Regions from separate parts of the Homo sapiens genome. Here region 1 is linked to region 2. Evidence: chromatin loops called from intact Hi-C (ENCODE). Cell type or tissue: CD14-positive monocyte. All regions are shown on one strand.

What was found. A loop is a pair of places that touch in the nucleus more often than their neighbours do. Peaks named below come from ENCODE experiments on the same cell type or tissue, not always from the same donor. Only the 100,000 strongest peaks of a DNase experiment are listed, where the experiment ranks them.
Region 1: a loop joins it to region 2, with 2.0 times the contacts of the local background. A loop is called at or near these places in 10 of 110 quality-filtered maps.

The regions. Positions count from the first base shown.
Region 1 is chr18:5,464,257-5,469,256 of GRCh38, reverse strand. All of the region lies in intron 3 of EPB41L3 (erythrocyte membrane protein band 4.1 like 3), which reads left to right. Among named protein-coding and RNA genes, the nearest start is that of EPB41L3, 77 kb to the left of the region's middle. In CD14-positive monocyte, no CTCF peak of the experiment used is centred here; DNase peaks (open chromatin) are centred at 2,346, 2,806 and 4,816; H3K4me3 peaks cover 2,180 bases; H3K27ac peaks cover 3,539 bases.
Region 2 is chr18:5,513,461-5,518,460 of GRCh38, reverse strand. All of the region lies in intron 1 of EPB41L3 (erythrocyte membrane protein band 4.1 like 3), which reads left to right. Among named protein-coding and RNA genes, the nearest start is that of EPB41L3, 28 kb to the left of the region's middle. In CD14-positive monocyte, no CTCF peak of the experiment used is centred here; DNase peaks (open chromatin) are centred at 2,900 and 3,290; H3K4me3 peaks cover 2,672 bases; H3K27ac peaks cover 3,866 bases.

The sequences.
Region 1 (5,000 bases), 49 kb after region 2:
CAGCCCTGGCTCAGGGAGGCTCTAGGTCTGGGCTCCCAGAAGGGGTGCAGCCCTTCTCTCCTTCTTGTCACCCCCAGTGTGGCGAGGAATAGGGATGGGGTGTTTCAGCCCTGTGTGTGTTACAGCTTTTTCAGTTATGCTTTTCAGCAGTTCCTGAGTTCTTGTTCCATGTGCAGGAAGAATGAGGTACGTGGGCAACTGGATGGGGAGCAGGACAAAGAGGTGCTTTATTGAGTGACAGTACAGCTTTCAGGAGACCTGAAGTGGGTAGCTCTTTTTCCTCTTTTTGTTTTTTGTTTTTTGTTTGTTTGTTTGTTTGTTTGTTTTTTGTTTTTTGTTTTTTGAGATGGAGTCTCTCTGTCGCCCAGGCTGAAGTGCAATGGCATGATCTCAGCTCACTGAAATCTCCACCTCCCAGGTTCAAGCGATTCTCCTGCCTCAGCTTCCCAAGTAGCTGGGATTACAGGCACATGCCACCACGCCTGGCTAATTGTTTTTGTATTTTTAGTAGAGAGGGGGTTTTGCCATGTTGGCCAGGCTGATCTCGAACTCCTGACCTCAGATGATCTGCCCGCCTCTGCGGGTAGCTCTTTTCACAGGCAGGTTATCCCAATGGGTGCAGCTGTCAGCGGAGAGCAGTCCTGGAGTGGGTAGCTCCTGTCTGCAGGCCGGTCATCCTGTCGAGTGTGCAGCCCTCAGAGGAGAGGAGACTGCCATGGGCAGCTCCTGTCCCCTAGCAGGTCATCCCAAAGTCTGTGAGTCTGGCTGAGTCTAGTTTTTATGGGCTTCAGAAGGGAGGAAGTACGTGCTGACTGGCCCACCAGCAGCCATGGGCAGGCCTGGAAAAAGCACCGTAAGTTATCACTCAGGGGGCCGCGGACTCCACCTGGAACTGAGAGCCTGGCCCACATGTTTCAGACCATCCCTAGCTGGAGGGTGGGACTTCACCAGGGACCCACCCCTTTCTGCCAGGAGCCTGCCGGCCTCCTGTCACCATCTACATGTCATCCAGGGTGCCCAGGCTATTTGTGCTGAGGGGCACCTGCAGGCCTGTGCCAAGCTGCCCTCAGTGTCCCCCTTAGCCTCCTTCCCATGCTTGTTGGCACAAAGTCTGGAGGGGTCCGAGGCAGCAGGGGACTTGAGTGTCAGCACCACCTCAAGTGCATGTACACCTGCCTGGGTCATGACAGCCCAGGCTCAGCCACAACTTTGCTCTGAAATTGGAGTGGGTGCCCAGAACAAGGAGAAGCCAGGCAGTGGGAGCAGGCACTTACAAGCCTGTAGGGGCAGGGGGGTTCCTGTACCCCTGAGAGTGCAGGGATGCCCAAATCCACAGCTGCAGCTGGGCAGGAAGGTGAGGCTCCCACCTGTTCCTGGCTCCTGCCGGCTCTGTGGAGCGTGCAGTCTTGGCCGCGCCTCCCCTGCTACAGCTGGTGTCATGGCAGCGGCCACTCCAGTCAGGCCACCACTGCCATCGATAGGAAGAAAAAGGAAACAGAAGGAGAAGGATCTACTTCACAGTTTATGAAGCTGAGAAAATTAAGTTTCTGATTACCTCCTGTATTTGTAATTCTGTACACTTTTGACTTCAAAATTGGTGAATTTTTCTAATTTAACTTATATATGTAGTTTTTGGGTAGATAGATGGAAGAGAGGCTACTAAAGTCTTTACCTACTATTCACTTTCTCCTATTTTCTTCACTTGCCGTCTTCTTGTGGCTGGAAGTCTTTGAAATCTTGAAGTGCATCTGCAGTGGACGCTGTAGTGGGTATCCCGTTTTAATAAACAGGGCAGCTTGGCTCTAGGCCTGCAGTGGATTAATCAGGAGAAAAGGGGCTCAGATCCTGTTGAAGAGAAACAGGTTTAGTCAGTGGGCAGAGTATCATCCCCTTAAGTTTTCTTAAACCTAATTTCTAAAAATGACTGCTAAAGCTCTGGTTTATACTCTCATGATTATACTGTCCCATGAAATAAGCTACTATGTAAAGAATAAAGCTTCGAAGCAATGCATTTTGAGTGAGAAGAGGAAAATAGCTGGAAAGATATAACATAGGAAGTCTTCAGAGTGGTGTATGGAACAAGTTTCAAGGCTCGACAAAGCTCTTTGCCTTCATATAGAATGATTATAAGCAAGTTCTATAGTTATCACATCATCTAGCTTAAAGTGGAAAAGTGAGTCAAACCTGGGGACCCTAACCTTCCCTTCTGGAGAGAAACAAGTTGCACCATCTAGTGATTCTTTTTCAATTTTCCTGATCAATTGCCAGTTTGTTTCATAATTACAGCATTTCCCCCGTGAAAGGCAGGTTATAATTTTCAGGATTGTAGCTTATCTCCCCTTAGTTAGCATTTCAATTCATGCCTTCCTTTTTGTGGAAGTACTGCTGGCCCTTCAGGAAGTTTAGGAAGCAGGCTGCTGTCATCAGCCACAAGATTAGAAATCTTTTCATAGGTGGATAATATCCTAGGAAAAGTTTCTACATGATGGATAGTCACTTGAGTTTTTGATCATCTCTTTTTTGGTTAACTTCCATTTCAAAGGAGGATGTCTTTTAACTTTGTCTCCATATTCTGAGGCTTATCAACAGCATCTATGAGCACTTTTTGACACAGAGTTGAGGTCTGGTGAAAACACAAGTTCTTAGAGTTGAAGGAGAACACAAAGTCTAGTTCAGCCCTGTAAAATGTGTATGTGATGTGTGTGGCGTGTTGCGTGCATGATTTCCAACAAAATGTGGAAGTAGGTTCAGGGAAGAATGAAATATAGTATGCTGTTGAAGGCCCTGTCGTGGAGACATGATGAAATATTTACTAAGAACCAGCATTCATACAACTACTGACACGCACACTGGCTGATGCAGTCTGAACAGGAAGCGTACACTGGCAGTAATTAGTTTCAGGATTTGGCTAACACAAATGCCCTACAGTCCAGTGTCTGATTGGCATGTGGAGAGAGGTAACACTTTTTTGACTTTTATCACAAAAGGAATATGGTGCTATTCGTTTGAAAAAAGTTTTTAAGTTAAAAGGAGATATTAAAATGCAGTGAAATACCTTTTGTGGTTTTACTATTTTTATGATATTGTTAATTTTTTGCAGCAGAGGAGTAAGGGAAAATCTGGCATTGTTGTATTTCAGTCCAATGTTGTTTGCTGTTTGGAAATGGCAATTACATAATTCAGTGGGAAATGGAAAAAATGATAATGAAATATAGAGAGGAAAATGCTCTGCCTAAAGGTTACATACTGATATTTGATAGTTTTTTTCCTACTTTTTTTTTTTTGTTGGTGGTGGTAATACATATGGATCACTCACCCCCAGACTGTTAAAAATGTGTGCTTAAAACTCAGAATGTAGATACCCTAACAGTTGAATATCTGAATATCTACAGGAATTTCATGAATTAAATGAGACTGGAGGATTGTTAATATGGTAGAAAAGTTCTCCCATTCCACTCCATAAAGAATTGATTTTTGAACTTAAGAATATTAAATTTTAGGAGGCAGCACATCAACTATTCATCCCCAGAAGTCCTCAGTTGTCTTATCTGTGAAGTGGAGCTCACAGGGTTGTTGTGAGTGATAGAGAGAGTGAATGTTATGTCTGCAGGTGCCAGGGACCTTTTTTGGGTCTGCAGTGGCTGGCAAATTTGAAAGGTTCTTTAAAGTTATGGAATTTCCACCCCATAAAACATATATTCCCTTCTAAGCCTTTGTCTTTAGGAATATAAATATAAAATACCATACAGATTGGTGGGTTTTTAACATGAAAATAGGATCAGAACCTTCATACTATTTAGAGATTTACTTTTATCGCCTAATAATATATAAGACACCGAAAAATATTTCTTAAATCTGAGAATGTAAATGTCTATGTAAATGTGCCTCTCAATTTCTCATTTTTGTTTATTTGTTGTTTAACCTGGAAAGAATAGTATTTGTGTTTTCCCATCAGCTACTCATTAATTTGGCAGTTCTGGAAGTGCTGAACAATTTTATTAAATAAGAATAGGAAGCAACAATTGTGCTTAAGATTGTTTTAAAAACCCACCTACCTAGAAACTGGTAGAATTGAGAAGGTGAGCCGGAAAATGTGGGAAACTTGCTTTTTTTCTCACACTGTCCTGTTTGAACCTGCTGAGATTAGACAGAAGATGTAGCTAAGGTTCTGTTGCTGTTGTGTCAGAAATCAGTAGGTGTTTAACAAGCCTGAATATATTTTGAAAGTAATTACACACACGCCACTTGTGACTTTCAGTGCTTGTCTCTTATCCTGAATGGACTCACATTTTATAGGGAACAAGTAGGTATAGTGTTCCTTGGCTTCAGTAATGAACTCACTCAAATAATGTGGGAAAGTCTATTAAAGAAAGGATCTGAGGAAGTCAACCCTCTTTTTCTTCATCTCTAGTCCCTCGGGACGTTGGCAGAGGACATTCTTTCTAGTTCTGCTATGTCTTCTGATTTCTTACTTAGTAACTCTGAGTGGTGCATTTGAAGAGACTTCATATTGAATTTGATTTCAAGTACCTTTAAAATTACGAGTTATTCTATATTTGCCCTTCCATAGCAAGTATAGGATAAGGTTCTTTTTTGTCTCCTATCATATTTGGAGTTCTATGTTAGTCTGGGTTTTAAAAAAATGACTAGGGACTCAATAGTAGCAGCTGGGAGGAAGGAAAGAGATGGAAAGCGACCCAGCTCACTCATTTTCATGTTGGGACACATCCTCTACTGTCATAGAGGACTTTCTCTTTTGCCCTGAAGAAATTGGGAGTAGCTGTTTGAGGCACGTTTCCTGGATTCTTCTTTCTTTTTTAGGGGCCAGATTTTGAAACAGGGCTGATGTGTAGAAAGCCTGACCACAGATCTTTGGCTGGCTGTAAATACCTTCTTAGGAGTAAAGATTCCTCAGTGGTGGTTCAGATTGTGCATAATGGGTAAGCAGGTCCCCAGTCACCTTGTGGCAGGTAGATATTAATTGTTAGAAAATGTTAGCT
Region 2 (5,000 bases):
GCAGAATGAAGTGGGGCAAGGATCAGGAAGGGTGAGAGGATTTTAGGGAGTAGTTAGGGCAAGCTTTGGAGAGAGGTGCATTTGAACACTGTCCTGAAGGGCGTGTGAGGGAGTACACGGGGTGGGAGGTGGGTGGCGGTCTGAGGAAGAATATTACAGTGCGAGGCTCTAGGGTGGGAGTGGCAGGGAAGCCAGTGTGGTTGGAGCAGAGAGAGGGAGGGTTGGAGGTGGCGAGGATCCAGAAGAAACGGGGCCATGGGTGGCAGGGCCGTGTGGACCCTTGAAAGGCCATGGTCTCCCTGAGGGGGCCTGATGTGTGCATCCCCTGACCTGACCTTAAATTAAGAGAGGAGCTCTATAGGATGAGTAAGGAATAAATAGACCTTGTGGGGATGGAGAGAGGAGACGGAGCAGGGAGACCCCTTAGGAGCCCATTATGTCATCTAGCTAAGGGATGCTGGTGACAATATCTAGAGCCAGGACGCCAGTTAAGCTCTTCAAAGACTGAGCATAGGTATAGAAGAGTTCCAAGGACCAAGCCCTGTGGTCCTCCAGTGTCCACAGACCAGAGTGGTGGTCAGTGGGGGAGGAGGAAAGCCAGGAGCTGGTGCTGGAATCCTAAGGGAGAAAAGCGTCTGGTGGTGGCGGGGAGGGAGGGATGACCCGGCCACATGCTGCTGATGGGAAAACATCAAGTGGAACTCTGTGGATAAGATGCTTCCTGGCCAGGTGCAGTGGCTCACACCTATAATCTCAACACTTTGGGAGGTCGAGGGAGGAAGATTGCTTGAGGTCAGGAGTTCGAGACTAGCCTGGCCAACGTGGTGAAACCCTGTCTCTACTATAAATACAAAAAGGTTAGCCAGGTGCACTGGTTCATGCCTGTAGTCCCAGCTACTCGGAAAGCTGAGGTGGAGAATCGCTTGAACCTGGAAGGCAGAGGTTGCCGTGAGCCAAGATCATGCCACTGCATTCCAGCCTGGGTAACAGAGTGAGACTCCATCTCAAAAAGAAAAAAACATAATAAATGTCCTTTTTATTTATTTTTTAAGGGGAGGGGTTGTATACATATTTGTGCTGGAATATGATTAGAACATTTCTGGGGAGATACCCAGAAAACTTGACATTGTTTCTTCTGTGGAGGTGTCCTGGGGCAGGCTCCAGGAACGTAAGCGGGAGACCTTTTCAGTCTAACAATCAGAATTAACTTTAATGGGACCCTTCTGATCCCTCACCCTGTCAGACTCTCAGGTTTGCGGTTGCTGCATCCTCTGATTTGTTCATTCATCCATTGACAAATATTGAGTGCCTCCTATGTGCCAGAGACTGCTTGAAACGTTCAGTGATAGACGCATGAACAGAACCGACAAGACGATGTTGCTCTGCCCTCAGAGCAGCACCTAGTCCTCCTCCCTGACAGCTAATCCCTGCTGGGTTTAGGAAGAACATTCACATGCATCTGTGAGACTCGACTAAGATATTGTTGACTTGCAATCTGGCTTAAGACTTTATAGACAATCTTTGAAACTTAACTGTGATTTATAATACAATTTCTGTGGAAAATGGAATTTTTGGCATGCAACCATTTTACAAGTAATGTTTTGGAATATAATTAACTGGCAAATTGAGGCCTTTCCATACTCTGGTTTTAACTGTTCTGATCAGCAGATTTTGTGTGCAGTTATCAACTGTTAGTGATCTCTGCTAATACAAATATATAGTGGGCTAAATGTATATATTTTAACTGCTGGGTTAAAAAAACCAAGTCTGTCTTGTTAATTATTTTGCTTAGGCCAATCCTGCAATGAATTTACATTCCCTGTATTCATACCAGCTGATATCCACGACAGTCATATAGCTGTGGCTGTGGAAAAAGGAAATGCTGGAAGTTCACAGTGGTTAACATTTTTGCCTTCAGCGGACGTGATAGTGTTACAAACACTGTCCATTAAAGATGGTTTTAAAGCCCCTTTTTCTACTGGAAGGAACAGACTTCAGCTTACTGGGAAATTCACTTGGAGAACAACTGATAATGTCAGGAACCAGTATGAGTATTACTCTCTCCTTAACCATTTGGTTTCTGGGTTAAGAAATCCTCTCACTGGGAAATAGCACGTAAGGAGAACAAGAATCCCTATAATCGAGATAAATAATGAGCGTCCCCTTGCTTTTGTCTAAGCTGGGCATTTTTAAATCCTGCCAATTAGATGAGCCCTTGGAAAGTTCCTAGTAATGGCCAGGTGTCAACCACCCAGGAGGAGCACATCCGTAGTGGAAATGAGGTGTGAGTTTCGGGAGTATCTGCCCCTGGACTTGGGGCTCTGGATGTGGTGCTTGGATCAAGGGCATCTGCGGCACCTGGGCTTTTGTTGGTAAAACTATCTTTCTACCCTAAGGACTCCACATCGGCTATCAGCTGTTAGCATGTCTAACTTTCTATGGGCACTTACTTGCGTTTGGTTCATTATATTAGCAGCTTTTATAGTCAGGGAAATGATGACTTCCTGAGGTTGAGTGAGGAGGATCTGTGTGCACAGGCTTCCCTCTCCCATTGCAGCAGGTCCTCCTCTATTGAGAAAAACCTATTTCTGTGCATTTGCTTCCTGTGAACACCTAGGCTGGAATGAGAGGGGTGGTGGATAGTGCTCTGTGTTTTGAAAATGTTTTCATTTTCTAAAAATCAGACTTCATTTTGTTTTAAAGAGTTACTCCAATTTAAAGCTTGCTGCTTCCTCTTATTTTTTGACTTACAACTGTGTTTCACTTTCACGCTATCTTTTCTGGCATTGTTGACCTTAAGGATTTTGAGACAGGAGGGGGAGATTTTTGCCTGTTCTTTCTTACTTCCTTTTTGCTGTGCTATTTCAGTTAATCCTGGTGATGGTGCCTGGGAAGAAGAATTATGTAAAAGACCAAGAGAGTTGTTGTAACTGGTTCAATACTGATGTTCTCTGCAATTCTGAATCAGGAAGTTTCTAGTATTGCTTTCTACTTCCCTGTTTTTTATGCTTAGACTCAATTCCTTTCCCATATGACTGATGCAGAGTTCATTTCAAAGCAAACCTTACTTGTGGAACAGACTTGTTCATAGCAAATGGTTGAAGAATTCATATTTGCTACCCAAGCTGAATACCAAACAATGTTATTTCAGCAACACCATCTTGAAGAAGACTTTTTAGGGAATGCTACAAAGCAAAAAAACTCTCAGTAGCACCCCGCAGTGTACATGGTGGCAGCTGGAGAGTCTAATTATAGACTGGGAAGCCCCTTAGGAATTACAGAAAGTGTTAGGAAAGGCTTGCGGTAAGTGACAGCTGTTTGCTGTGGGCACCAAGGAGCCAAAGTGCATATAGAATAAAAATAAAATGTCCTCTCCAGCATATGTTGGTTTTAGACACTTGTGAAAAGCACCCCACTTACTGTTAGTAATAATAGATAGATGGCCAGTCACTGATACAGTGTTGGCTCAAAAAGCTCTGCAAGGGAGAACACACATTTATTTTATAGGTCAGAATTGTGTTTTAAAAATATTTGACTATTCAGCATATGTTGATTTAAAGATAGCTTGGGAAATAAACATTATATACCTGTAATTTGGAAAAAGAGAATATTATGGGTGCAGCTGTACCCTGTCAGCACTAATGGATTCTAGGGCCAAGGAAATCCCACCTTCTTGTCAGAAACATATGGAGTGAGAAACATTTCGTCTATTTTTTTTAAACCTCCAGCATCCAAGTAATACCAAGGAAGCGATAATGATTCCTCTAAGTGAATACATTTCTGAGACTTAGCATTTTTCATAAGAGGTTCATTTGAAAATATATTGTTTCTCTGTAACTTTCATTAATGTTTTGACATTTCTTGATAAAAATAAAGCAGATACACACATTTAGTATCCAATGTGCGTAAGGTGGTGTTTGTGGACTTGTCTTGTAAAAAGGAGAAAACTACTTTGGAAATAATTATTTGCTGGTGGATTATAATATTTATGTACAAATAGAGGAAGAAAGTATATTCCAAGAGCAATCCAGTCATATAACCTGTATTTTTACCACTTATGCAATGTGATGTCTTATTTTGGTTATGGTTTTAAATTACATATAAAATGTTGGAGAACATTTTGTGCCATTTGTGATTGGCATCACATATAAAAACATATATGAACTTAACGTTTTGCATTGCTTTATCCTGTGAAGGGAAGATGAACTTTGCACTATAATCAGTGGTGAGGACTATGCTATATTAACAGCTGCTCTAGTGTTCTGTTTCAATTAAGTTAGGGCAGGAAGGAGGAACAAGTGTTTCATACTGAAGTAATCACTGCATAAGGGTTGATGTCAGCTATGTTGCTGTTCACAGTTGTAATTTAATACACAAGACATACTGGGGAAAATCCTCATTTTCTTCCACTTTTGTAACCTTATAATTATGCTTTGGCCTCTGTAGTAACATGACCAAAGTCATTATTACTTTTTTAATTGACATGGACTTCAAGTTTTAGAATGCAGCTTTGGCTTTGCTATATCATATTTTATCATCAGACTTCTGGTAGGACATACATTAAAATTATCTTGATTTTCTGTCCTGGATGAGCCATAATGACTATAAGAGACAATATTCTGTATATCCTGGGTTTTGTAATCTGAAATATAAATAAGTAGGGGCTAATGTCTGAGTACTTAAGATATGCCAGATCCTGTATAAATTATGTGAATTTTCTTACTAAATCCTCATAAGCTGGTGAGAAAGGAATGTTAACTATCCCCATTTTGCTGATATGATTAATATCACCACTTAACTAAGCCAAGGCTCAGAAAAGTTAAGTTACTTACCCAAAGTTACCCAGCTAATTCATTGTGGAGTCAGTTGAGCCCAAGTAGTGTGACTGTAGGAGATAGACTCTTACCCTCTAGGTTTTACTGTGTCTCTATAATAGGCGAAGACCAATGGACAGTGTGCACAGTTTCCTGGCCTAGTCACAGAGGAGATGCTCCATGAGT